2 separate regions of the Homo sapiens genome follow, and region 1 is linked to region 2. The links are chromatin loops, found by intact Hi-C in ENCODE. Cell type or tissue: IMR-90. All regions are shown on one strand. Each heading gives the region's core, and the rest is flanking DNA. Links, peaks and the distances in the headings are about the cores only.

Region 1 (14,799 bases), core at 3,362-11,361, 120 kb before region 2:
TGGATCAGGTGGTGGGGGAAATAGTTGAATTTTAACTAATTAAATCAACATTCCCTGAGGGCTTTCTGTGTGTCAGCAAACTGCTAGGGGCTGGGGAAAAGATACCTGAAAGTCACGATTCCAGCCCTCAAAAAGTGGAAGCCAGAGGTTCTAGAAATGGCTCTGAAGCCAGAGTGACAGCTAGGCTTTGAAGGAGGCTGAAGAGTTGCAAAGTGAAAATGGAGAGGCAGCAGGCAGCTCTTCGTCTGTTAAGAGGGGTTCTCAATTTCAGCTTCCTTCAGCGGGCAAATCCAGAGACTTAATCGTAGGTTATACTTAAAAGTAGCCTATATGCGTGATGCCTTATTAAAAGTGCCTTTAGCTACCTCTATTTTTAGAGTATATTAATCATGTTACCTTTTGATTTGAAATTGGGACAGGTTAGCTCTAATTACATGAGATTCTTTAAGGAGCTTGGAAAGACCCAGGATGATCCATCCCCAAACCCAAATTATTAACTCTGTTTTCTTACTTTCGGGGAAAAGCTACTGGTCCATGGCAGCAAGGACCTGCAGGTGGTGCCCAGGTGTCTGGCTGTCACCAGGCAACACTGAGAAACCAAGGGTGTCTCAGTAAGAGTGAGCAGCTGCATACTCTAGTCCAGCATTAAACATGACCCAGGCCTCTGGTGCAGAGTTAGGTTAACTTGGAGCTCTGATAACAAAAGATCAAGAGTTGGGTTTTTAAAAAATATAAGCTTTCCCCTACCCCCAATTTTTTGGAGAGCTGTGGTTAACAGGCTAGGAATTTTGGCAGCAGGTAGCAAAAAGAGTCTTGAGAAGTGGAGGATCCTCATTCTTTCCAGCCCACTCTGCTCTGGGAGAATGTCTGTTGGATCCGTAATAAGCAAATCGTGTCATTTTATCCACCAAGAGATAACAGCCTTCCCAGGACTCCTTGGTGCAATTCATGAGCCTGGTGATGCCATGTGTTAATAAATTATAAAGGAAAATAACCTCGAGAAAGGCAAGTTTGGAGGGCAGAAGGCATGCAGTAGTCATCTACTGCTGCATAACAAGTGACTGCAAACTTAGCATCTTGCAGTACCATCCATTGATCATCTCACAGCTTCCAGATGTCAGAAGTGCAGGCTTGGCTGGGCTTTGCCCAAGGCTGAAATCAAGGTGTTAGCAGGGCTGCATTCATTCCTGGGTCCTCTTGCAAACTCACGTGGCTGTTGGCAGAATTCAATTCCTTGAGGCTGCAGGACTGAGATTCCCATTCTTGTGGCTGTCAGGTGGAGACTGTGCTCCCCTCCTGGGACTGCTGTCTCAGTGCCTCACCACGTGTCCCCTCCATGTGGGCTTGCATGCTTTGAATCCCTCTCATGTTTCAAATCTCTCTTGCAAGGAAGAATGGGGTCACTTTGAAGTGCTCAGGTCTGCCCCCACAGGATCATCTCCCTCTCTTAAAGTCAATTCATTGGGAATCTTAATTGTATCTCTTCTTCTCAGAAGTCTCTGTTTAGCATTTGATTGGATAATTGGGAGCAGGTGTGTGTCCCCCAAGCAGCAAGGATCTTGGGGGCCACCTTTGAATTCTGCCTACCATAAGACACAAGCACCTGTGTCCATGTCTTCCAGGCTTTGGGGCAATACTGACAAAGGTGGCTGTGTCAGACCCTTTCCTCTGCTCCCCACCACTGTACCTCCCCCAAGAGGACCCCATGAGCCCTGCTATGTGATGAAGTGGCCTTTCCTAGGAAATGATTTTCAGTTCAGAATTAATTCTAACCTGTTTCTTCACCAAGCACTCAGGGTGCAGTCAATCCAGGGATAGGATGGACAGAATGAGATAGGACTGGCTAGACAGATGGATCCCAACACAGGGAACCATCTACAGTGCTCAGAAAGCATGGCAGAGAAATAACAGCCATAAGTGCTGAGATAAAAGGAAGAAGATTTCTCTGAGAACAAGAAGCTCTAGACCAGCATTGAAGGCAAAGGAGGCAGAAAACTGCAGCAGAAGGTTGAGAAGCAGGAGGGCAGGTAGTCATTTATAATTAATGCCCTCCATTATTTTATTCTGACTGTAGAAGTGAGACGCACATTATTTAGGACCCATAAGTAGCCTAGCTTGGTTTAAGCAGTGGGTTCCTGCAGGCCACAGCTCTCAGCCCAGTGTCTGCCCCTCTTCCTGACCCAGTGGTCCTAGGTCCCTGGGGATGAGAGCCAGGTGACTCTACTTATAAAGATATTCTGAGATAAAGATAGAAGGGTAGGTTGGGGGCAGATAGACTATGGAACTCTGAGTTTTTGTGAAATTTGACTTTTACTTTGGGGCTTTGGGCAGGCCTGAAAGTTTTCTGAGTAAATGGTAACTTGGGGTAGCAGAAGGCAATGTGGCTTCTGGGGAAGGTTAACCCAGCAACAGGGTAGACAATGGAGTAGCAGTTTTTAAAAGACTACAGATGCGGGCAGAGAGATGATGCTCCCTGGAAGGCTGTGATGGAAACAGAAAGGAGGCAGGAAGCTGAGATGCAGAGAGAAGCTGGAAAGGAGGAGTGAGGGAGACGAGGGTCTCAGTCGTGGTAGCCCGCCAGCCCAGCAAGCATGACCATGAACTTGAGAGGAACAAGGTGAACACCTGTGCCTCCCTCTAAGCTGCAGAAGGCACTGCCATTGCTGCGCTACTTGATGCATTCTTAAGTGAGATGGATGTGAGGTGCGGAAATGCATCCATAGAGCCCTGACGACACACCTGGCTTATAGGCCCAGACATACTAGAGAATCAAGAATCCTGACATGCAGTTCCCCGAGTAGAAAGATTTCTACACGAGCAAAGTAGTAAGGTGACTTCATTGCTTTAGACTTTTTAAACAGATGCCAACCTTCTGGAACACTTTTCAGGAGACACATAGACTTACCACAGATGCATCCCATGATGAAGAACAGGTGAGTGGACGAGCATTCATGCCTCTGTGGATTGCAGCTCAGCTTCTGGCAAACAGGCAGCTTCCTTGAACACCAGTCCTCTGGGGTCACCAACCTGGAAAGCCAACAGGGGCTCACTTATTTCTTAGCCCCTGCAAACATTAAAGGTTTATACCTACCAAGGGATTCAAAATGCTTAACTGTCAAGCATCACTAAGAGTCAATCTGACAATTTCAAATCTGAAAGGAATCTGAACAATTTTGAACACAGTTGTCCAAGTTCCAGAGTAGTGACATGACTTTCCAAGCACTAAACAATCAGAAAGTGACAGAATGAGGATTCAGACCCGTGCCTGTCTGGTTCTGAAGCCCGGGACTTTGGGAGCAGGGAAACTTCAAATGCATTTACATAAGCCTTCCCCCAGGCAGAGAAGCCAAGACGGTGCCCGCCGCCTGGCACCTGGAAACACAGCCATGTCCCACCTGGCACTAGGTGCTTGGTCAAGCAAGACCATCAGATGACAAGCTCCCCAGTAACATGAAGCATGCATGCTAGTGACAACTCATTCATTTAGGCAGGGGCTCAATCCTGCTGGGGCTAAAAGGGGTAATCTGTAGGGGTCTGCAGGCTCTATTCCAGGGCCACAAGACCACTTGTTTTTGTAAGGCTTGAGCTAAGAATGGCTTTTACATTTTTAAAAGGTTGGGGAGAAAATAAAACTATTACAGAGACTACATGGGACTTGCAAAGAGTAAAATACTTAATAGCTGGCCCTTTCTAGAAAAGAGTTTATCAACTCCTAGATTCTGGGGCAAGCCTACATTTTCAGCAAAAACTGCCAAAGGCATAAGGAGGTGAAGCAACTCCCAGGTTACCCAACTACTTGGAGACAGAGCTGGGAGCTAGACTTCAGGTCTCTTATTTCTACTATCTAGAGTGAAGGCCTGCACCGGCGTAAAAGCGCGTGAATACACATGCACATACAGACCCACATATGCATACAAACACACAGGCACATGAGCATACACACATGCATCCACACACATGCACTATCACTCATGAGTGCACACACACACACAAATGTGCATGCCCACTTGTTTGCACACAACACACTCACGCACACACAAGCCCTATGACTATGGAATAATATTGCTGCCTTTTCTTTGTGTCCTATGAAACATTCCATGCATGAAGGCAGTTTGCAAACTCTAAAGTGCCTGTAAGGCAGAGACTGTTTTTATTTTTGTCGAGCTTAAGTCGATTTAGTAGCAATAGGATGCTGGGCATGGCAAATGCACTAAAAGTGCCCGTGGTGACTGGCCTGCTGTGTCCCTGCCTGCCTCCCACCACAGTTGGAGCTTGTCCATTCTCACAAGCCTTACCTCTTGCTGTTTTCTATAAACCATGAGGAATTTGGCCAAAGTGAAGAAACATAGTTATACCTGTCTGCCTTCTTCCATTAATGGGTGACCCTGCAAGAGGAAAGGCTGGGGGCGAAGGGCTGGTATTTGCTGCGTGTAAGTGGCACATAAAGGAGCATTGAAGAGTGCAATAAATCCATGCCCAGTCATGCAGTGGTTTCCTGATGCCACCTGCCCATGTGCTGTAGTTTTCATCGCCCTCTGTGGATAAGGTTTATGAAACTAAACTTTAATAGAGCAGCCCCATCTCCCCAGCACTTCTGTTACCAAGAAACCCAAGCCTGTTGTGTGGATTCTGAGCACACATATTGATTGTATACCCAGCACGCTCATCTGTCAACCCAAGGCTACAACCCCCTCCTGCTCACACTGCTTTGGAAACAGGACAGAAAAACCATCCTGGGCACACAGTAGAGAATTAAAAAGGAAGAAAATGCTTATGGAGTGAACCCACATAAAACTGTAGAAGTGGAGGGTCTGGGAGCTTCTAACTGAATTCTCACCTCCATAGGAATCCCACTTGTAACAACCTTAAGGTGAAAACTGCCAGCCCCTGCTTGGATGCTTCCAAAGACAGGGCACTTGCTACCTAACACAGAAGCCCTATAATGTTTAAGCAGCTTTAGCTGTGAGACCCCCAAGTCTCTGGTCACAAATTTCCTCCTGTTGGTCTTAGCACTGCCCTATTTACTGTCCACCTGAAGGCAACTGTCAGGACCCAGCTGTCCTTTTGTCTACAGACTGCTGTAGACTGAATGTTCATGTCCCCACAAGGTTTATATGATGAAGCCCTAACCCCCAGCGTGGTGGCATTTGGAGATGAGAACTTTGGGAGGTATTTAGGATTAGATAAGGTAATGAAGGTGGGGCCCATCATGAGGGCAATAGGATAGGTGGTCTTAGAAGACGAGGAAGAAGAGGTGGAGACTCATACTTGTAATCCCGGCACTTTGGAAGGTCAACATGGGAGGCTCCCTTGTGCCCAGGAGTTGGAGATTATAGTGAGCTGTGATCGTGCCACTGAACTCCAGCATGAGCAAGATGCTGTCTCAAAACAACAATAACAACAACAACAAAAGAAGCAGAGGAAGAGCACTTTCTCTCTCTCTCTCTCTCTCTCTCCATGCAGAGAGGAAAGGCCAAGTGAAGATATAGCAAGAGGTCTGCCCATCTATAGGCTAGGAAAGGAGCCCTTACCAGGAACTGACCCCTGCCAACAGTTCATCTTAGAGTTCCCAGCCTCCAGAGCTGTGAGAAATAAATGTCTGTTGTTTCAACCATCCAGTCAATTGTATTTTGTTATGGTAGCCCGAGATGACTAAGACACAGACTAAATATATTTACTTTCTACAACTTTCTCCACATCAGAATCCCGGAGCTTTCCACTCCTGACTGCCTTCCTTTGGGTGCATCCCAGCTTGTGCTAGGCTCAGCCCCTGATACAGAAAATAGGCTCAATAAATATTTAGTGAACCCCTGAAAAAAAAGCACAGAGGGAAGGTTGCCTGCCTGCCTCCAGACTCTCCACGTCTGCATCAGCTCAAGTTGTCATGGGCAGTCTTGACTTGAGTTGCCTTGCCCTTCTGCCTCTTCTGTGCCCTTTGAGCTTTTCTTGTCAGATTTTAATTTTCAGATCCTCCCATCCCTCCTGAGCCATCTCTATCCATGGGCTCTTATCCACATGTTCTCTGAATTCTTTTGAAGTTTGCCTTCTGACAACCTAGAGCAGGGTTCTCATCTGTTTTCCTTGGAGGATGAGATTCGTGAGTTGTCAATAGGTCTTCCACTAAAAAGACTCTGATGTCAAGCCAGCTTGGGAAATATGCTTCACGCCTGGAAAGCCCTGGATAAAAACACTTACTTTGTTGATCCCAAAATTTCCTAAATGTATTCCTGAGGAAGTCCTTTGTTATGGCCCATCTATTAACCTTTGAAGGGCGGTAACAGAAAATGCAATAACAGAAAATGCAAAGCCGTCTGATTAACCCTTGCTTGACTGTGCACTTCCTTCTTCCTCCCTCACTCTTGGGAATCCCATTTTCTGAGGCTCCCATCCCTGCCGTTTTATCAATCAGGACTTCTTTGTTTGGGGATCTTACAGAGGAGCATTCCCCACTTCCCTCCTTCACTTGAGTGGGAAGAAGATAGTGAGTTTGGCCCATAGCCCTGGCATGGCCCATGCCCTTTGTAGATGCGAGAGTCTGAGTTTCCCCCAAACCAGGACTAAATTCCAATGTTTCTCTGCAGAGGTGAGAGGTGGTGTACAATGTGCTTGACAAAAGCTGTTGTGACTCCTTTTTTCCTGGACAATGCACATTTTGTTCTTTTTTGAGACGGAGTCTTGCTGTGTCACCCAGGTGCAATCTCGGATCACTGCAACCTCTCCCTCCTGGGTTCAAGCAATTCTCCTGCCTCAGTCTCCCGAGTAACTGGGATTATAGGTGCCTGCCACCTGTAATTATCAATCATACTCGGCTAATTTTTTTTTTTTTGTATTTTTAGAGCCGGGTTTCACCATGTTGGCCAGGCTGGTCTCGACTTCCTGACCTCAAATGATCCACCTGCCTCAGCTTCCCAAAGTGCTGGGATTACAGTGTGAGCCACCATGCCCAGCCAACATTTCATCCATTTGAAATAAGAAATTAGGTGTAAATTTCTATAAAAACCTATAGGTGAGTCAAAGGGTTTTTTTACTTCCGTTTTGGACCCTATAGAAAATAACAGGCCACCTTCAAATCCAAGATTCTTTTTGGAAAATATTTTTATCCAACCTGGAACCATCTCTCCTCCCAATCCGACATGCATGTCTCTCTCTCTGTCTCTCTCTCTCTCTGTCACACACACACACACACACACACACACACACACACACACACACTTCATTTCAAGGCAGACATTGAGTTTTTCCTGATACCTGGCAAGTTCCATAATTTTACTTTGTCTGTAACCCTAGAAACAAACAGGACCCAGTCTTCAGCCGGGGAAGAGAGCAATGTTATTTTGGGCAAATAGGCCTTCCTCTGTACCTGGACATGATCTCGGATGAACTGAGGCACAGTGAACTTAGTGTAGTCCTGGATATCACTCACGCAGGGATGGAGCTGGGAGTAGCCAGTATAGGTCATAGCCAACCCCCTTACCACTCTGCCCACTGAGCTGCCTTTTTCCAGTGCAGAGAAGCCTCATAATCACAAGTTTAGTGCTGGAGCATCACTAGGAATCCAGTGGGAGCATACGTGCTGCAGGGGGTCCAGTAAATGCAACCCACCTTTGTTCTGGAGGCATTTCACACCACCTTTCCCTGTCCTCAGAGTCAATTTCAGCTAACATCCTGACCTGTACAAATTCTCTATGGAGTTAGTCATAAACCTGCCATGGCCCTATCTAGACACTGAGCAATTTGGGGGAAGGGAATATGTCTCATGCATGACCACTCCCATTACTCAGTACTCAGCTCACTACTGTACTTGGCACCTAGCCAGATCATAGCAAGATCACCGTCTGTTGCATTGACTTGCTGTTGAGGATAGATTCCTATGGTCTTTCTCAATCATCTCCTTTACAAACCTCCCTGAAGAGCCATATGCAGGCGTGAATGATGATCAATACACGGTCCCTGCCCTCAAGAAGGTCACAGTCTAGTACTGGATTCAGGCATACGCACAAATAATTGTGAAACTCTGTGGTGTTGGTCTATCAGGAACATCACACGGGATCGCCATTTTCACAGCAAGCATGTGACAAGGCAGACAGCCTTCCAGTGGGGGTGAGTGCTGGTCGTCACATGCCCCTGTCCCCCTCCCACATACCGCTCTACCTTTCCCTCCCGGACCCTCTTTCCCCACCCAGCCCCACCTGTATTTTTCCCTTTGTGATTCAGTGGTAGACATAGTATGTTAGACACATTTGGTACCTTGATCAAATTTCAACCGGGCAAAAAGAAGCGCATGCTTGGAGCACACAAGTTTCCTACTTTCTGGTGCTGGTAAGGCCTCATGCTAAGCTCTTCCATCTTTCATGCCAGTCCTGGTTTCTTGCCATAGGGCTGGGCTGGACTTGGTAACAGGAGGCTGGTAGACCTGCAAGCCTGCTGGAAGGGCAGGCTGGCCCACCACAGGGATGCCTAGAAAGCAGTTGCTGTGCTGAGCTGGTTTCACTACTTGCCTAACTCAGAACACTGCTAAGCAAATCATTGCAATTCTGCAAAGCTATTTGCTTAGAATTTCAATTCACAGTTTAGGGAAAGAGGTTGAATATGAGGATATTGATAAAAAATACTTATTATCTCTGTTCCTCTCTAAAGAAGGTAATTCTTTAAAAAAAAAAAATCCCACAAATGCAGCAGTAGTCACAATGGGATATGACATTACAACTCCATGCTCAGGAATAATTCAATTATGCTTGAAGATTACTTATTTTGAAACTAGCATTTTACTGTGTTTTCTCCCTCAAACCTTGGTTGTTCAAAGCTCAGTGCTTATTGTTTCCACCGTGCAGATTGATAGAGGACAGAAACTCACAAAAAGAGCTGTCTCTAAATGAAACCATTTAGTCATCCATTCCTATGGAGTGTACTCTCAGAATTAAGTCATTTCTTTGACATACACTTTCTTTAAGAAAAGTCTTATGATGCCTTTTCTTTCTCTTGAATTTTCTCTTCTCCAACTTGTGCTTTATCTTGCAAAATGTCAAATAAATTAAGTGTATGAACTTCCGGCATGCGCCAGAAAAAGAGACAGACAATATACACCCACTTTTGTTCTGAAACCTGGTATTCTATTAAGTTCCAACTAAAACAATGGAGTGTTCAAATCCACAGTCCCAGGAAATCAGCCTCTGGAGAGGAAGAAGTGAGAGGGACAAGTGTCCTCAAAGGCCACCTGTGGCCGATCCGACTGTAGGTGGGGAAATACACGTTGAGCAGCAGTATTTCTGTTCTGCCTTCCATAAGGAAGAGCCAACTTAGCCTGCAGGTCTAAATCTCGGTGGCCTGTTAGCCTAGCCAAGATTTAATGTCATTTACTCCACATTAGGTTTGATGCATTAACAGAATATTCCAGCTCTTTTCCTTTTATTTGGAAAGCAACTTGTTCATCTGGATTTTATACTTGACACTCAAGTTTTTCTGTTTGAGGGAAGAAGCATCTCACAGATCAGTGATTCTTTCCCTCTGCACATCCTGCAGAGAGCTGTTTCAACATCATTAGATAAAAACTGCAGGAATGTTCTCATGCGGTCAGTTTTCCTACCAACTGTTGACCTGTGTATTTCATGGTAGAAACTGCAGATAATACCTTTGGCAGGGAAGAATGGTACTGCTGTTTTAGACTTTCAGAGTTATCAGGAGAGACCTGGGGAGAAAAGGTGAGAGGGTGGATTTTTATTTTATCACTGTGATTAAATCAGAGTTTGCTATTTCCCCAATTAGGCGTTGGTGGGTTTGCCTTTTTTAACTTAATCCCACCATTCTGGGTTCACTATAGCACATGCAAATAGTGTTTCAATGACATCCAGGTACAAAAAACTTGTAAAACCATTCGACATCAACTCAAGGGCAGGGCACTTTGGAACATGACTCATAGTAATAAAAATGTTAAGTTTATTCTGACTTGGACCCCACAAGAAAAACTAAATAGTGAAGCTACAGATATTTACAGGGGACTCTTCACTCTTTGAGCACTGGCAGTCCATGATTTTTTGGGTGGTTGAAGCAAGCTTGCCTCAGGTCTTGCCTCAGGTTTAATGTTGCTTCTACTTCAAAGTATGTGATTTCATGTATTACATTATCCCCACAGCCCCTCTGAACTTGGACTTGGCCAACTTGTCCAATTGTTGCTGGGTTTTCCAGCCTGTCTACATGGATCCACCCACGTATGTTTCATAGTGAGCCTGTTTGTTCAACTCTCAACCTAAAGACATGCAATGCTGTAAATGAGGTGTTTAATTTATATATATATTTCATATATACATATATAACATAAATTTGTTTTGTATATAAAATATACTTTGAAAAAAGGACAGAACATATATGCACTGATATCATTATTTTGGGTGATTTTAATTGTCTTCTTTAGGCTTTTTCTTATTTTTTCAAATGTCCTGGGATAAGTAATGACTATGATGATGCAAAAATGAATGTTATTTGTAATAGGAAAGCATGGATAGTAAAAATATTAAAAATATAACTCTTTGAGGACGGCTTCTCTAGGGATCAGACTACCTGGATTTGAATCCTGGCTCTCTTTTTTGTTAATTGGGTGACTTTTGGCAAGTTACTTAACCCCTGAAACCGTCAGTTAGCTCATCTGTAAAATGGGAATATTATGGGTGTCTGTCCCAAAGTGTCTGGTGAGTGTGAAATGAGACGGCCCGGTCCAGTGTGTACCTTAGAGCCTGGCACAGCCTGTGCCCAGACACAGGCCTGCCACCAAGGCAGTTGCACAGGACCCCATGCTCAGAAGGCCCCATGCTTGATTTAATGCTCTGCCATCATTGTCTTGAAATTTGTAACAATTTTTGCACAAAGGGCCCTGCATTTTTGTTTTACACTAGGCCCCACAAATTATATAGCTGGTTCTGAGCCCATTAAATGTTGGCTAATACTATCGATGGTCCCCATTGATTCTTCATTATTTCAAAGCTCAACACAGAGTCAAAACTTGCAGATCTTTACAAATTACTTTTCAACTTTATAAGCCACCCTCCAACGCTGTTAGAGCCCTGAATTATTTAGTACTAAAAGAATAAATGAGGGGCTGAGAGGCCCACCGGAGGTGTTCCTTGTATGGAAACACCTGCAGACTAGCACAAGAGTTCCATTTTCTGGAGGCCGGGTTTGTGGGCACTGATAGTCACTGACCCTGAGATGGCTGCTGTGGAAAAGGCCATGGTTTTCCTTCTACCTTCTGAGCCTGGTTCAAAGAGAAAATTACTTTTAAGTTTCACATAAGTATTGAAGTGTGAGGCCAGCAATAAGGGAAAATCGAAACAGTAAGCTGTTTGCAGCTGCACATCCTGCAGCAGCTTCAGAAGCATAAAACCACCAGCAATTAAACCCCGAGGAACCCTAGGGTAGAAGCCAGGAGCCTCCTGTGACCTGGCCCCCAGGAAGATTAGCGCCCTGGCTGCTCACTCTGTCCCCACCTCTGGCTCTCCAGGTTGGCTTGGGGTCAAAAAGCACTGGGAAGAAGGGGGAGGAGGAAGCAGGATGGGCGAGCTTGGCATTTTGAATTCATAGGAAAGGTGGAGGCTCCCCGCTAAGCACTGTGCTGGGGAGAGAGGGAATAGGCCAACTGTGGTTCAAGTCCTGGAAGGCTTCTGCTTTTCAATTCTTTTTTAAAATAAGATTTTTTTATTTTACAAAAATAATGCCTGTTTGTTGGGGAGAATTATAATTCACTCTGGAAGGGGATAACTGTGTTCCAGAGAGAGCTCCACCAGCCTTGCACATTCATTTCTAGAATCACTTATGGCTGAGGGCAGGGGAGGAGCATGTGTCCCCATGAGACAGCCCTGCTCTCAGGACCTCGCCAATCGTCGGAAACAGACTGCTGGGCATAGAGTGACTCTGGCTTTGTTGAGAGAAAGAGGTTTGGAGCAGAACTGCCAGAATCTGACTTATGTTTTGAAAGGACTACCGTGGCTTGCTGTGCTGAGAATAGTTTTGCAGGGCACAGCAGTGGACACAGAGAGGCCAGTCAGGTCATTGCAGAGATGGTGGCTTGGGTCAGGAGGGTGGCAGTGGTGGAGGTGGAGCCGTGCTTGGATTGTGAATGTGTTTAAAGGGCTTTCTAAGAGATCGAATGTGAACTGTCACAGAAAAGGGACAGACATAGTGACTCTAAGGTTGAGGCCTGAGCAAATGGAAGAAGGCATTGTCACCCTCCCATCATTCCTCCCAGTGTTCATCAGAGAGCCCTGAGGACAGCTGAGTGTAGGCGTGGGTGTGGCTGAGTGGGACAGTGAATAATTTGTTCATCTTTCTATCCTTAGACCCTACAGAGTGGGTTCATCAGAAAGACTTTTGAATGCATAAATACTTATAATTTGGGATAAATTAAATGACATTAAATCCAGACTAGTATCAAAGTTCAGTTTTGGTCAGGTGAATTTTGAGATATTTATTAGACATCCAAATGGAGAAGTCAAGCTGTCAGTCTGTTATATGAGTCTGGAGTTCAAGGGCTGGAGATAATAAATCTGGCCACTGGGTATTGAAAATGAGAATGAGGATAGAGAAGAGAACATGTCCTAGTGAGCCCTGGGGCATCCCAAATAGTGAGAAACCAGCAAAGAAAAGGAAAAAGAAAAGAGGAGTTGGTGAGAGACCAAGTGAAAGTGACGTTTCAAGGGGGAGGGATGATCAGGTGTGGCCTGCGGCTGATGGGCCAGCAAGACAGGCCTCCTCCCCCAGTGATGACATCCATTGGGCTGGGTGCTACTGCGGGCCCAGACAGGAGCAGCTTCCAGGGAGCAGGGAAGGGAGAGGGTGAACCCCTGATTAGGATGAGTTTAAGAGAGATGGAGGCAGAGGAAATGGGAAAAGCAAGTATGGCCGAGTTTTCTAAGGAGTTCTGCTGTGAAAGTGAGCAGAGAAATGGAGATAGAAGTTGAAGAGGGAGTGGAGATAAGACGCAGTTTTCTTTGCAGGGTGGAGTGGTAACAGCTGATGGGAAGGACTGGAAAAATGCTGAGGAATGAGGTAAATGCTGAGCAATGCTGTCCAGTAGAGGGCAAAAGGGAGGGATAAAAGGTACAAGTGGAAGCGTGGATAGATGTGATCTGGTAGTTTGTGGATGTTCCCTTGTAATGGTGACAGATTTCTTGGTGAAGGTGGAAGCTGTGTCTTCAGCTAAGAGTGAGGATGGGGAGAAGATGCTGGAGGTTTAAGAAGAGAGAACAGGGAGAGTGAGAAAGTCAATAATTTGCTCATATTTCTATTTCTAGTCCTACATAGTGGGTTCTAAAAAAGGCTTTTCAGTGCAGAAACACTTATAGATTAGGGTCAATGAAAAGACACCAAGCCTAGACGAGTATGCACACTGCTAGCAATGCTCAGCTAGTTGTGGTTGGTGTGTTTAGAGAGCTGGTTTAAGAGATCAGGTCAATGGACGGTTAGGTACACTGACTGCACTAGTCTGCCTGGCCTCAATCCAGTTATCCCCATTGGCCACCAGTGATGAGATCTTTGGAAAAGTTATTCACCTGGTTTAGTCTCAGTTTTCTCCTCTGTAAACTAACACCAATAATGGTATCTGCCCATAGAGTCACTGTGAGGATTTACTGCAAGGATTCGCGTAACGTGCTTGGCATGTGGTAAGCTGGAATCAATGACAGCCATCGTCGGCAGTCTCAGTGTTATGATATTAATAAGAAACGACTGCAGCGCATGCATGGCTGGGATGGTGATGTTGTGCTGGGTGAGCCTGGCAAGTAATGATTAGTCGTCACTGTGTTCCAGAGTCTCACCTTCAGCCCAGCAGGAGAAACAGCTAGGCTTTGTCAAGGGCCTTGACATTATTAGTCTGTTCTCAACGTTGCTATGAAGAAATACCTGAGACTGGGTAATTTATAAAGGAATGAGGTATAATTGACTGACAGTTCCACATGGCTGGGGAGGCCTCAGGAAACTTACAATCATGGTGGAAGGCACCTCTTCACAGTTCGGCAAGAGAGAGAATGAGTGACAGCAGGGGAAATGTCAGATGCTCATAAAACCAGCAGATCTCATAAGAACACACTATCATGAGAACAGCATGGGGGAAACTGACCCCATGGTTCAATTACCTCCGACCAGTTCCCTCCCATGACATGTGAGGATTATGGGGATTACAATTCAAGATGAGATTCGGGTGGGGACACAGTCAAACCATATCAGGCCTATAGAGAGTATTGATCTTGGAGGCGCAGATTCACATGAACTAAACTCACAGAAGACTGATACATAAACCACAAAGCCAACTTAGGAAACATCACTATTGGGAGAAAAATTGATTGAGGGAGCAAAGTTATGATCAGAAGGTTGGGCAAAGAGCCTTGGGAGTGCAGTTAGGTGAAGCAAATGAGTGTTATTAAGCCATGATCATCAGTCACCTATTCCTCCTGTAGGCTGCACCTCCTGGGTGCACTGAAAACTTCCTGTTGGTGGCCAAGGTGCCCCATTCCCTAACTAATGCCGGTGACACAGAGGAAGCCTTGCCCTTTGACTTTGTAAGATCCAGACTCCAGGCAACTGATTTGCTTAGGTTTGCCCACATATTATTTCTAGGCATGTTATTAGTTATGGCTTCTTGAACATCAGGCAGCCTTGATTAGACTTCTAGGTCTGGGGTGTGCTACTCCATCCTGATAGATATACTCATTCTTGATGACTCCTTCAGATGTCATTTCACACGTTAGTTAATGAATTAACCAGGTAAGCTCCCTGAGGACAGCCTTGTTTTTCTGCCTTGCCCTGTGTTGATGG
Region 2 (14,799 bases), core at 2,921-10,920:
AAGATGAAGAAGTGTGTTAGAACTTGACTCATTCATTGACTTGAACAACTTCTTTAATGAATCATATAATAGCTTTCAAACACTGAAAGAAGGCTTCAGGGGTTTTTTTGTAGTATGCACAATGTAACAGGTATGAACTTGACACAGTCTTAAGTTATTTTAAGTTAATTTCCCATCACTTCCTTAAATCTCGACCAGGATTTCTCAACTTCAGCAATATTGACATTTTGGACCAGAGAATTCCGTGTCTGGGGCTGGGAGGCAAAGGGGGCTGCCATATGCATTGTAGGATGTTTAACAGCCTCCCTGGCCTCCACCCTCTAGATGCCAGGAGCACCCCTACCCTCTCCATCTGTGACTGTCAAAGGCGCCTCCAGATACTGCCAAATGTCCCTGGAGGAAAAATCCTCCCAGTTCAGAACCACTGATCTTGATCATCGACAGAACAATAAAACAAGCCAAACTGGTTTTGTTTTACAGTCTCCCTGGTATCCATATCCCACCATGGCCAATTTCCAGCTATCAAAGCGATGTCATGAACACAAAATTTAAAAGAGATGTGCAGTGGCATGTCATATGAAGTGTTTCCACCATGCAGACACAACAGACGGAAACAACCCCAAGAACATTGACACAGTAAAATATGACAAAATAAGTAGAAAGATTATAAGCTTTGAGTATTAATTTCCTTTGCTTTTAATATAATTAAGTATTAAGTTTATATAATTTAATTTTGAAAATAGCCTTATTTAACAACCAGCTTATAAAATTCCTGAAAATTTAACAATTGGCTCTCATAGGCCAGTACAGCTGATTCCAGCACAACACTGCTTCACCCCCTGAGAAGGAAGGTTTGGCTTGGAAGTGAAATATTTGCGGTGCCTCTTGGCCTGCATCTTAGAGCAAGGCTTCTGGCTGGTTTGCCTGACTTGCATCTCCCCCATCAACCACCCTCAATTCTCCCCTCAGTTGCAGCAGTTTCTGAAAGCACTTTCAAAGCACTGTAAGATCACGGGATGACCAAACACCCATTCAACCTTAAAAATACAACTGACTGCAGACTGCCTGGAAACTCATTTTGGAAAGCACCATCAAAAAGTAAATTTCTGGCCAAGCTCGGTGGCTTACACCTGTAATCCCGGCACTTGGGAGGCTGAGGTGGGTGGATCACCTGAGGTCAGGAGTTCAAGACCAGCCTGGCCAACATGGCAAAACCCTGGCTCTACTAAAAATACAAAAATTAGCTAGGCATGGTGGCGCACGCCTGTAATCTCAGCTCCTCAGGAGGCTGAGACAGGAGAATCGCTTGAACCCAAGAGGCAGAGGTTGCAGTGAGCTAAGATTGTGCCACTGCACTCCAGCCTGGGCAGCAGAGCAAAACTGTCTTAAAAAAAAAAAAAAAGTAAATATCTTCAAATTTTTCTTCCAATCATCCCAAGCTGAAGTCTCTCTCTTACTTTGTCCCCTCCATCTGTCATGCTTCCTAAATACTCTGCTGATGGCTCACACCTTTCCGTTTTCTCAGCTTATTACTTTGGAAGGAGAAAGTCCCTTCAAACCAGCTGCTTCTCCATTCATTTCCATGACTAGGTACCTCTTGCATTACCAGACCCTCAATCTCACTCACCATAGTCCAAGAAAGGCATAGCAGCGACTGTCAGTTTCCATAGGTGGTATTTCATCTATGACTCACCTGCATGTTAAACACAAATGTGTTATAATAATTCACTTTGTCAAATCAGGGACTTGGTTCTACTCCTAGACAAACATGGCCTTTGAGTATGTAGATATGTGAGATGAGTCAGGGGTAAAACAAAGGTTTTTGTTTTATTTTATTATACTTTAAGTTCTAGGGTACATGTGCACAACATGCAGGTTTGTTACATATGAACATACATGTTCCATGTTGGTGTGCTGCACCCATTAACTTGTCATTTACATTAGGTTTATCTCCTAATGCTATCCCTTCCCCCTCCCCCCACATTCTGAGCAAACTATCGCAAGGACAGAAAACCAAACACAGCATGTTCTCACTCATAGGTGGGAATTGAACAATGAGAACACTTGCACACAGGGTGGGGAACATCACACACAAAGGTTTTTAAACAAGAGAAAAACAGCCATGTATCTAGAACACATGGCTCAAACACTTCCTGTTTGGGAAGGGCATTGTCCAGATACCAGAAGCACAGGGTGAGGCACACAGTCACTGAGAGGGCCAGCTGTCACTCAGTAATCCCACTCAGTGGGCAGGAAAGTCTCAGGAGCAGGCCCTACAGGACTTCATGACACACAGAGCCACCTGCCCTTAGCTTGCCCAAGCCACATCAAGGCGGGGGTGGGGAAGGGCCGAGCTCTGTGGCTCCTCTAGGATCAGGAGCAGGAAGTAAGAGAGGAGAAAGGAAGACGAGGTGATGGTGTTGTCCCAGCTGTTCAGGGAATCACCTCCTTACCACGAGAAGACAGATCATCGCATCCACCAAAAATTCCACCCTTGCCTTCAAGTCCTGGGTGGGGTGAGAAGGTGTCTGCAGGCCCCCCCTACAAGCAGGCTGCCATCCAGCGTGGGACAAGGTGGGAGCTGCTGCAGGGTCTGGCCCCAGGAAAGGCACACAGCTGGGAGCGGGTGGTGACTTGCCTTGTACTCTCCCAGAAACTTTGGAAAATTCCTCCTCACATGCCATCATCAGATGCCCAAATCAGTGGGTCCTGATGAATCTGGATTTCTCGGGAGCCCGGGCAGTCACTGGTGGCTGCGTGTCATTTAGACAGCCCTGTTTTCATCTGCTTGTGTTCACTCCAGTAGCATCTGTGTGAAGAAAGATTTCCCCGGCTGAATCAAGATTGGAACATCGTTATTCTCAGTCGCTGATTCTTACCCCCGGGCTGCCCATTAGGAACAGCTGGGGCGTGTTGCAGACAGGCCCATGCCAGGCCCTACTTCCAGAGGCTGGGATTTCATTGGCTTGGAGTGGGGCTCAGGCACTGGAATCTTTAAAACCTCCCCAGGGGATCGTCATGTGTAAGCTGGCCTGGGAGCCACAGCTGATCAGCAATCATCACACAGCGCAGCGCCACAGGTCACCGAATGGCCCAGCCTCCCCAGCAGAAGGCCCATGTCATCGTGGTGAGCCCACTCGAATGTCCTCAGAGGAGGCACACAGCTGTGGGCGTTGGTAACATACAAGAGTTGACCTCAACAGGGTCCCCATTGCCTCTTATTCAGGCTGCCGAAAAAAGAAACGGGCTCTGCTTCCAGCAAACTTGGCAGGCAGTTCCACATGGCCAGCACCTGTGGATTTCTTCCTGTGGCTCCTGCCCAGCCAGCCCATCAGCCTTGGCCTCAAGACCTGTGGACCACGTGGTTTTTAAAAATTTCTAATGACGAGCAGGAAGCCTCTCACCTGTTCATCCACATCCCTTACTCTAAAGGGCTGTAACTTAGATGAGCTGCTCTCCATGGGCTGAGCGTCTACATCCACCCCAAAGAAGCCACTGGAGTGTGGCTTTGGAAGGAGCCATCTGTGCTGGATGCTAAGTGCGGGGACACCCAAACACTCCTCAGGGAGCCAGAGGAGTGGGTTCAGATGGGCCTGGCCTGTCTACTAATGAGAAAGGAAGAGGATATTTGGTGTTCTTATCTGGTCAAGACCCCAGCATCAGGTAGCTCAGAGGATAGGTGCAATCCTGCACACACACTGGGGAATTTATGAGCAGCAAACAGCTGACAGACACCCCTGTCCTTCTGGAGCTAAAAGACTCCTGGCCCGCCCTAAACCAGATCAGCAACTCCTCTTTATTCCTAATTAAATCGTTGCAGGCATTCCTCACCACCCTCCTCCCTGGACCTTATCAGGGTCTGGGGCAAAAGGTGTGGAAAGTGTAGCACAGTGAGCATGGGTTGCAGGTGCAAAAGTGAGTGCATGAACATGCACCGCACACAGACACGCACAGAGACACCACACGACACACAACACTATACACAACATATGCACACATACCACACACACACTACATACACACAACACATACACACATACCACACACACGACACACACCACACACACAAATATACACATGCACTACATACAACACACACGCAAATATACACACAAACTACATACAACACACAAATATACACACACAACACAACACACAACACATACACAAATACTACATACACACAACACACACAAATATACACACACACTACATACACACAACACATACACACATACCACACACACGACACACACCACACACACAAATATACACATGCACTACATACACACAACACACACGCAAATATACACACAAACTACATACACACAACACACACAAATATACACACACAACACAACACACACACCACATACACAAATATACACACACACTACATACAACACACACAAATATACACACACACTACATACAACACACAAATATACACACACTAATACACACAAGACACACAGCACATACACAGACACCACTCTACACACATTACACTACCACACACAACACACATATACCACATATGGCACACACCACACACACAGACATGCACACACACACACAATACATACACACACATCGCACACACATGCACACACAACACACATACAGCACACACACCACACATACCACACGTACACCACATACAGCACATAGCACACACACACGCAACACCACCATTGGCCCTTACTCTAAGGGGCGTCCCCTGGCAAGGCTTCCCTGCCCAGTTTCCCTAGCCTGGAACCCAGATGCCTAGGACCCACAAAGTGCATCTTTCTTCTGGCTCTTCCCTGACCTGCCTGGCTTTGTCTCATCCACATGTGCCTCTCTGAGCTCAGCACACTCAGCCCAAGACCGTCTGGCCCTCCCCTCTTGACCCAGGCCTAAGACAGTTCCCCACCCCGCCTCCAGAATGTATGTTGAAGAGAAGGGAGAACAGTCCTTCATTCCCAGCCCAGGTGAGACAGGAGGAACCTGAGCCTTTCTCTATCCCAGGCCTCCCATCCTAGGTGAGGTGCCAGGAGACCACACCACATCTGAGAGGCATTTTCTTGCATCCCAAAACATAGGGATAAAAGGAAAAAGGCAGGTTCTTAAGCATGAGACACTCGCCTGAAGTTCCAGTCAGACCCAGGAGCAAGGGTACTGGCTCGTGACAGCTGGATGGCTGGTGGTCAGGCAGGACTCTGCACCCCTGCCCTGTGTGGAGCACCAAGCTGTCAGAAGCCTCACGCTGTTGGACTTACATCTGTCTGGGGAGGGAAAGATCCTGTGCCTGCCCACCACCTAATCGGGGCTTCACAGGAAAAATGACACTGTTTGAGATGGTGCCTTGTTTGGAGGGAGGTTGTAGTACAGGGCTCAGGGGTGTGGACTCTGGAATCAGACTGCCTCTGTCCAAATTCTGACTCTGTGTGGCCTTAGGTGAGCCGTGTAAATTCTCTGTGGCTCAGTTTCCTTGTCCATGAAATGAGGAATCATAGCATTTCAACATTTATATTAATCCTCCATTGCTACCTAATATGCCAAAACATAGTGGCTTAAAGTAGCAGGAGACATTATTCTTGCAGCTTCTGTGGGTCAGGAATTCAGGACCAGCTTGGCTGGGCAGGTCGGGACCAGGACTTATTCTCTTGTAGGTTCCATCTGATGTTGGCTGGGTCTGCAGTTATCTGAAGGCTCGACTGGGCTGAGTCAACTTCTAAAGCAGCTCGTAGCCGTGGCTGGCGAGTTGGTGCTGCCTGTGGGTGAGAGGCATTCGTTCCTTCTGACATGGGCCTCTGGGTAGGACTGCTTGAGTGTCATCACGATGTAGCATCTGGCTGCCCCTGGGGAGAGCAGTCCAAAAGACAGCAGGCCAGCCAGCAGCTGTCCTTTCGTGACCCAGCCCAGAAGTCCTAACAGCACCTCTTCTGCCATGTTCTCATCTGCAGAACGGGATCACTAAGTCCAGCCCACACTCAAAAGGAGAGGAATGACACTCTGCCTTTGGAAGGAAGGAGTGTCTAAGAATTAAGAACATATTTTAAAACCATCGCAGTGTGGTTGGACAGGTGAACACGCAGATAAAATGGTTCCAGGATGATATAGATGCCAGGAAAGGAAGAGAAGGTTCTATGGAGAAGACCAACAGTGCTACTTAGACAGGATGACTTGTGAGGCTTCCTCAAGGACAAGACCCAGGGGACAATGGGAAGCCAGTGATGGGGATGGCGGGGATGAGCGTGCCAGGCAGATGGAGTGGCAAGCTTGGCGGCACAGGGAGGAGCAAGACCCTGCGGGGTTGTGAGAACACCTTTGCGGTCAGGGTGCCTGCAGCCCAGTGAGAAAGGTGCTGCTGTAACAGGGATGGAGAGGCCGCGTTTCAGCTCTTCCTGGTCTCACTCTTCCCTCCAGCTGTATGACCAAGCCCTCAAACATTCTGCCGTTCAGTGCAGTCCCGCCATTCATTTCACAGTGGTGTGTCTGGGAACAAGAAGAGGAGGGTGAGGCACCCAGAGAAACCTCAAAGCGCAAGGGAAAGACAGAGGCCCTGTGGCAGAGCTGGCGAGAGTAGGACAGAGATGCAGCCCGGACAAATTAGCCTTCCCAGCCAGGACCGCCCCTGCCACCTGGGGGACAGGAAGCTGAACTGCGAGCTGATCTCCTCCCCAGCCTCAAACATGGAACAGTCACCACTCAGCTGAGCCTCAGATAGGGGCCAGGAGGCTGTCAAGAGGAGGACTTAAAAGCAATGGCCTTGGGGGTCAGACTGAGGGCAACTCTTGCAACCCATGTGAGCAGGGCTGAGCCATGTGATCTCTAATCCTCAGTTTCCTCGCCTGTAAAATATCTAAGGCCGGGAAGGCACGGTGGCGCACACCTGTAATCCCAGCACTTTGGGAGGCCAAGGCAGGAGGATCACTGGAGCTCAGGAGTTCAAGACCAGCCTGGGAAACACAGCAAGCTCTCATCTCTACAAAAAAACAAAAAAGTAGGCAGGCATGGTGGCATGTACCTGTGGTCCTGGGAGGCTGAGGCAGGAGGATCACTTAATCCCAAGAGGGTCAAGGTTGCAGTGAGCTATCACGGCACCACTGCACTGCAGCCTGGGCAACATAGCCAGACCCTGTCTCAAAAAAAAAATCTCTATTGCTTACTCCTATGTCTGTACAATCCCTTACTTGGCTTATTTGTACTAGAGCCAGTTCCTCTGGCTCATAAGAGTTGACGGGTAGATATTCAGGAATCCTGTGAATGGTCGATAATCTTGAAATCCGCAGTGGTAAAAGCAATTCACATCATGGCAATCAGCAAACACTACAAATGAGGGATTAATTTTTCTGGACACTTGGTTTACCAGCTTACCACTGTGGATACTCCCATCTTAAGAATGGAAGGAGGAGGTGATATTTACAGCACCTGGCGCAGGGTAACTTCTCCCAAAATAACTGCTATTATTCTACACACACTCCCACCAATGCAAATACGATGATCCCAGAACACCTTTTGAGTCTAAAGATAATAAAGTTACAGGACCCTAGAGAACCCACACACCATCAGCCTCACAGACATCTGCAGACACCCACCTCCGTGGTGACTCTGCCCCGTCACTCCCACTGTCTTAATCGCTCAAGGATTCATGCCTAGGAGCACAAAGAGGAAAGTCAACTGGAGCTGGACCCCTGAAAATTAGGTGAAGCCTCTCCCCCTCCACTAAACCAGGCCCAGGGTCTCCTCCCTCACCATCCCCACACCCTCAACCCACCCAGTGACACCCTGAAACCTAATGCCAGGAAGCCATTCGCAGGAGGTGGGTGAATGCAGGGACACCTGCTGGAAACCTGATCTCATTCTAAGATTTGACATTGTGAGGCCTTTCTGTTGTTGTATTAATTAGGAATCATTTGCTAAGGAAAGCATTTTGTGGGAATTGGATTTCAAGTCAGAACCTGGGCTCGAGCCAGCCAGTGACTAGGCGTGTGGCCTCATGCAAGTCAAAATGGTGTTCTCTTCTCCGTAATAGGGAATGATTGCTTTGGCAACAAATGAGATCAGCACACTGTGAGGGAGTGCTCACTCCGGGCTGGAACCATCATGCTGTGAGGGAGTACTCTCTCCAGGCTGGAATCTGTGAGGGAGAGCTCACTCCGGGCTGGAATCATCACACTGTGAGGGAGTGCTCACTCCGGGCTGGAATCTGTGAGGGAGTGCTCACTTGGGCTGGAACCATCATGCTGTGAGGGAGTGCTCACTCCAGGCTGGAATCATCACACTGTGAGGGAGTGCTCACTCCAGGCTGGAATCATCACGCTGTGAGGGAGAGCTCACTCCGGGCTGGAATCATCACACTGTGAGAGAGTGCTCACTCTGGGCTGGAATCATCACACTGTGAGGGAGAGCACACTCCAGGCTGGAATCATCACACTGTGAGGGAGTGCTCACTCCGGGCTGGAATCAGTGAAGGAGTGCTCACTTAGGCTGGAAACATCATAGCTGTGAGGGAGTGCTCACTCCAGGCTGGAATCATCACACTGTGAGGGAGTGCTCACTCCAGGCTGGAATCATCACACTGTGAGAGACAGCTCACCAAGGCTGGTACCATCACACTGTGAGGGAGTGCTCACTCCAAGCTGGATTCTGTGAGGGAGTGCTCACTCCAGGCTGGAATCATCACGCTGTGAGGGAGTGCTCACTCCGGGCTGGAATCATCACACTGTGAGAGAGTGCTCACTCTGGGCTGGACTCATCACACTATGAGGGAGTGCTCACTCCAGGCTCGAATCTTTGAGGGAGTGCTCACTTGGGCTGGAACCATCATGCTGTGAGGGAGTGCTCACTCTGGGCTGGAATCTGTGAGGGAGTGCTCACTCCAGGCTGGAATCATCACGCTGTGAGGGAGTGCTCACTCCGGGCTGGAATCATCACACTGTGAGAGAGTGCTCACTCTGGGCTGGAATCATCACACTGTGAGGGAGTGCTCACTCCGGGCTGGAATCTGTGAGGGAGTGCTCACTTGGGCTGGAACCATCATGCTGTGAGGGAGTGCTCACTCCGGGCTTGAATCTGTGAGGGAGTGCTCACTCCAGGCTGGAATCATCACGCTGTGAGGGAGTGCTCACTCCAGGCTGGAATCATCACGCTGTGAGGGAGTGCTCACTCTGGGCTGGAATCATCACACTGTGAGGGAGTGCTCACTCCAGGCTGGACACTCCACTCGGTGCTTCACAGGGTTCACAGTTGCAAAGCAGGAATGCAGTGTGAATGCTGGGGCCAGGGTGGAGACCAGCATAGCGGGGAGATGTCAGTGCTGCCTAAGGGTTGGACCCCTCACCCAGACTGCGCCTCTGTTTCCACGCACGTCCCCTGCCTTCTCCCAGGCCCCCACGCCAGCCCTGCTCCCACCACCCATTCTCTGACCGTGGGGTCTGTGGCCCACACTGTCTTCAATGGGTGGTTCCTGCTCTCCAGGTTTATCATAAAGGAATATCCAGGCATTTGTTTCTGACATGGAATGAATGGTCATCTGTGGTATTATTTCTTTTATTTGCATCAGTTTTCCTACTTTTGTTGGTTTTTAATGAAGGTCCAGCACAGGTCCTAAAGGAGCCACAGACACTGAATCAAGGGCTAGGAGCTTGGCGGGCAGGGAAATCCCACACAACCCTTGTGCCAGCCTCCAAGTGGATGCCACCAGCCCTGCTTTACAAACGAGGGTGCTGTGTCAGCGTCCATCCATCCACAGAACCTGGAAGAGCTTTCATCCAAAAGCATCTAGAGGAAGCTAACCCATTTGGTGTTGATTTTTCTTCTCAAGCTCTGAGCATTTCGAGCCACCGAATAAAGACTTCACAAAGTGCCTGCATTCCGCATTTAGCACTCACACAGCATGGGGCTCTCCAGAAGTCAGTGGCTCCACCAAAGGCCAAGGTGCAGTGTGAGATGTGCTTGGGGAAAGGGGCAGCCTCCACTCTGCTTGGCACAGCTCCTGCTGCCTGTACCGCACCCTCGTATCCATCCTTCTCACCCGGAGGCTGGCCCATGGTAGCACCCACCTCACCCCTTCATGGCTTCTCATGATAGGGTCAGGAGCTCAAGGCAACTCAGCCATGCTCCCTTGCTGGCTAAACACAGAGAGAGGACACCTTTTCTGTTCCCTCAATTACAAATACTTAAATCATGGATAATCCAGGCTCCTCTCTTCCTTCAGTTGCCCCTCATGGCAAAGCACACACAGATTTGTTTCCCTCAACTAGTCTGCCTATTTTCAAGACTAGCTGTTCTCTCCTGCCTTTCTTTTTGGGTTTTAGTTTTGTTTTGGTTTTGACTTTGAATTCCAGATGAAACACTCTCAGGTAACATTTGAAGATTTGCAGGACTTAGGATAACAAAGAAAGTCTCAGGAAAGAGCCTTCTATCCCAGGGGCATAGCTTTTTCTTGCCTTCTTTGAAAGCTTTTGCATGTGTGTTTGTGTAGTTGTTTTTTTCTTTTTTTTTCTTTTTTCATTTTGCCACTGAACATAGATGTCCCAGAAATAGACAACCAGAAGCTATAAAAGTCAGCCAAGTTCCTTTTGATTCTATTTCTTCTTTATTGTAATTTCTGTTCCTTCCACGGTGCTAGAAAATTCTGTTTATCTTGACTCTGCATCCACTAAGACACTTGCAAACTTCTTTTCTAAGATTTAGAACTGGGTCTCGCTCGGGTCCTTAAGGAATTAAGACTTCTTTCTCAGGCCAGCTTCCAGAGCCTGTGTTTTATCATTGAACACATCCTGGAGTTGTCTAGAGTTTGTCATTTTGCTACCTATTGAGAAGCTCCACCCTTCAGGGACTTCCAGAAGCCCAGCAATACCTCTCCGGCTTTCTGTCCAGCTGCACTGCGGCTTAGCCTTGCTTACTCCTCAGCTCTGAGACGGTGCCTCAAGTCCTAGGAACAGCCCCCAAAAGGGAAACTAGCCACTCCTAATCTTAAAGGAAGAAATCCAGGCCTTTCTTCCACCATCACAAATATCTTAGGCAGGAAATGTACCGAAAGTGAGGACTAAAGCAAACCCAGCCAGGACACCTCACCCAACAGCAACATATTACCTCTCCTTTGTGCTGCAGTTCCTGTTTGCAAAAACCTTTCACGCTCATTAGCGTTGGAATCTCACGTGACCCTTCTTACAGGTAAGTCCATTGAGGCTCATGATGGCATTCAGTCCATTGTCCCGGATCAGCTAGAGCCACAGGAAATAAAGACACAGTACGTTTCTTCTTTCATTTTAAACCTTCACTTATTTCTGTAACCAAGTGACATTTGTGGGGTGTCTACTAAGTGTCAAACCCTAGAAAGACACATCAGTTCATACCACAGGCTTCAAGCTATCATATCCAACTCTGTGTTCTGCTAACAAACTATGGAGCTAGAAAAACCCTGATAAAAGCCCTTTCTCCTTATTCAGAAATCTCATGGTTTCTTAGAAAGTCGGTTGCATTTTGCTCAAGCAAGCGGCACTTGAGATTCACAGTACTTTGTCTCCTTGAGGTCTCAGAAGCCCTCCTTTCTGGGGAAGCCTCATTGTTCTAAAGATACCAGGGATGCAGCTTCCCCTAAAGATGGGCCTTCCTTCCCCTAAAGATGTCCTTCCTCTAGTAATGTGTGTTTCATTTGCCAAACCTGGAGAATGAGCTGGCAGGTGGCATCCAGGTTTAATTATTAGCTGGTTGCAGTATCTTATGTGTGGCCCAGGCCCCAGATGTCTTCAAAAATTCAAGAAAACTATCTGCAGGCATGTTGTCTTTGATTTCAGACCCCACAAGGAAGGCACCCCGTGCTCTAAAGAGTCAGGCAGCACATGCTCAAGGGCCCAGCCTTGTTCTCAATGTAATAGACCTAGCCAAGGAAAATGAGAGCATCCCATGGGAATGAAAGGCATAGTGTCCGATGTCTCAGAGACCAAGGAGTGTAGGGACTGGGACCTGCCCCCTGCCTTGAAAATCGGGAGGGTCCTGGTGATTCTTTTGAGTGTAGTCTCTTACTCAGCAAAGGCTCGCCTATAAAACATAACATTAGTGACAGCGTTCCCTCGATCTGCAGGTAACAGGCACTAACAAATATGAAAAGAAAAAGAGAACAGAGAGCCATCCAAATGCATGCTTTTTTAACCTTTTCGATTCCAAGTGGATGTTGACCTGCTATCTCCAGACTGCCCTTTGCACAGTAGGAGCAGAACCAGGCTAAGAGCGTCGTGTTCCTTGGTGGTTGCCAGGCAGCCTGCTGTCCGGCTCTCTAGATTCAGCTCTCCGTTTCTATTTTGTTTCTAAGGCTGGGATACGTTCTTGATGTGCGAACAGAACACTCTGCTGCCCTTTGCAATTTACGCCTGGTTGAAGTTTCTCACATCATAGCCTATCTTCATCAGAGATCTGTGTTTCCCAGGAAGAAACGCAGACATGCCTTCAAATGTGCTGATCCCAGGGCACTAGGGGACGTTCAGGATCACAGCTGGCCCCCAAGTCAGGAAATACCATCTGGGCCCTGTCCACTCACTCGGGTTGTTTGACAGGTTCAATCCGTGCTTCTGGTCACTCTAGGCATCCAGAAACCCCTGCAGATTTGCAGAGACCAGAGCTGCCTTTCTCAGCCCAGCTGCACACGCTGCAGGCATTTGCCACCCTGTGCACATGTCTGCAAGCACCTTTCCATGCGGCCGTCTCGCCCACCCTCAGCACTCAGTCCCCAGCTCCGAGGCCTTCCCTGTGTTCCCTGCCCAGCCCACCTTGCCCTCTTCACTTCTTACTCTTGGCAGCCCTTGTCTTTTCTCTCACTTTGGCTACTTAATATATAACACCTTGGACACCTGTGTGTGGATTTTTCTGGCTTTTCTAACTCCAGTATGAATCCCTTCCAGGGCAGGGGCAGAGCCTACAGTTTACAGAACCCCTTGGTTTCCCACAGCACACAGCATCCTACAGTCACAGGTCTTCCTTCTGTGTCATCCACACCAGCCTGGCTCTGGGACCCAAGAAGTGAAATTTGGGAATGAGGCTCCTCAGGGTTGCAGGAAGAACTAGGGGCTGCCTTGGGTCATGAGATTTGTTTGAATGTGTCTGGGGCCGCCTAGCCAGGATTCCTGGGAACTGAAGCCTCATTTGTCCCCAGGATTTATGAGCACGGTCACATTATGGTGACCCTGTGGCAGCGTGTCTGCCATGTGTGGGACCCAGCACCTCCCTCTCTATTCCTCTTTCTGCCTGCATTGTTTCTCCTCTCTTTCCCTCTCCTTAAAAGCTTCTGCTTAATGCCTTCCCTCTGTATTCCTCTCGGCTTTTGCTGCTGTTGGCTTCTCTATTTAGCTCATATTCAGACTTCCTGGGAGAGAAGGTTTGACTGGGTGATCCAGCCGCCATGTGTATAGAAATCTACTGGGCAGAGCTTCATGTCAGACCACCTCCTAGGATGCTGGTCAGCCTGTTGCAGCTACCTTTTTGGTCAGGTGTCCACCTCTGGTCCAACCAGCTGTGATCAGTGTAGCAGGGCCACTGGGGCTGAATCAAGGCAACTGATCCTGGAAAACCCCTCCAAAGCATGGCTGGCCCTGGTGCCCAAGGTCTCATGAGGACACAGAGCAGCCCGCCTTGACCTACAGTGCTTCTCCACCTCCCACTGGGTGAACGACAGATCCAAGATTCCTGAAGGCTCTTCTTTAGGTGACATAGCTATCAGTAGTCATCAAAGGCTGACTCAAATCTGCACAGTAACAAGATTCTGTACATTGTAGATAGCTTTCCATCACTGCCCATTCTTTAACTGTTCCTAATGCACTCTTCCAACTTAGCGTTTCATTAATCCAGTGGAAATGTCTTCCTTCTCTTTCATTCATTCATTCAAACAATCACTTATCAAGAATGCATTGAGGAATTATCATATGTCAGGCATCGTACTAGGGCCTGAGGACACACAGATCAAGAAAGCACAGCTTCTATCTTCAAAGACCCCGAGATAGGGTGAAGGAGCTTACACTACATTGGTTTGTGATGAGTTCATCATTCTCCCTTCTGGTAAGAGTGTGGGAATGTTGTGAAAGCTGGCACAATCATACATAGAAACTAAGTACAAAGTGCCCGGATCACTTTTGGTCAGGACCCTCCTGTGATACCATAAACATCACATTTAGAGGGGGAACTCACCCTCAGAGTTGGAGCATCCCGGGACAACTGAGTTTCTTACAGCCTCGCAGTCTGCTCATACTTCTCATGCCTCAGCAAGTACATTCCTCTAAACACAGGAATGTTGAACCTTGCACTTCATTCCCAGGGTGCTCTTACGTATGAGTGTGAAAATAGGCACATAATACTGATAACAATAAGCGTCCCACCTCCCGTTTGCTCTCCCTGGTCCCAGTGTTAGCACACAGAGGGATGGGAATGAGCCCATGCTCCTTAGCAGGTCAGCAGGTAACACTCTCCATGTTTTGCTACTAAAATGCTCAGCAGTCCAGGGCAGTGCATGCTACAGCCACATCGTGAATTATTTTAGGCATAAAATATTCCAGTGAGAGATTGGAAAATTAGCAGATTCTCATGAGATTAGGGGCAAAGGCTACTGCATTTCTCTCTCTGTGTGTGTGGCCCTCTCTTGCTTTCTCTTGGCCCTGCTTAAGCAAAAAAATAAAAATCAGTCCATTCCTTCAGCACCCTCAAAAATATTCCCTACTTCATTGTTTAGTGGTTTATTCAAAAAGACATCATGGAACTCAAATACATTTGAGATTCTCTCATTTCAGAGGCCTTGTAGTTTGTGTAGTAAATTTTGTTTAC

Evidence for each region. A loop is a pair of places that touch in the nucleus more often than their neighbours do. Peaks named below come from ENCODE experiments on the same cell type or tissue, not always from the same donor. Only the 100,000 strongest peaks of a DNase experiment are listed, where the experiment ranks them.
Region 1: a loop joins it to region 2, with 3.0 times the contacts of the local background. A loop is called at or near these places in 2 of 110 quality-filtered maps.

The regions. Positions count from the first base shown.
Region 1 is chr21:37,872,128-37,886,926 of GRCh38, reverse strand. All of the region lies in intron 1 of KCNJ6 (potassium inwardly rectifying channel subfamily J member 6), which reads left to right. Among named protein-coding and RNA genes, the nearest start is that of KCNJ6, 37 kb to the left of the region's middle. In IMR-90, for the core only: no CTCF peak of the experiment used is centred there; DNase peaks (open chromatin) are centred at 7,776 and 9,536; H3K27me3 peaks cover 334 bases.
Region 2 is chr21:37,750,987-37,765,785 of GRCh38, reverse strand. All of the region lies in intron 2 of KCNJ6 (potassium inwardly rectifying channel subfamily J member 6), which reads left to right. LOC101928368 (a long non-coding RNA gene) reads right to left here and starts at 14,249. Exons shown (of 4, transcript XR_244309.5): 1 at 14,170-14,249; 2 at 11,086-11,216; 3 at 7,584-7,640; 4 at 5,274-6,480. RefSeq lists an enhancer at 9,585-10,432. In IMR-90, for the core only: a CTCF peak has its summit at 6,629 (motif pointing left); a DNase peak (open chromatin) is centred at 6,615; H3K27me3 peaks cover 2,107 bases.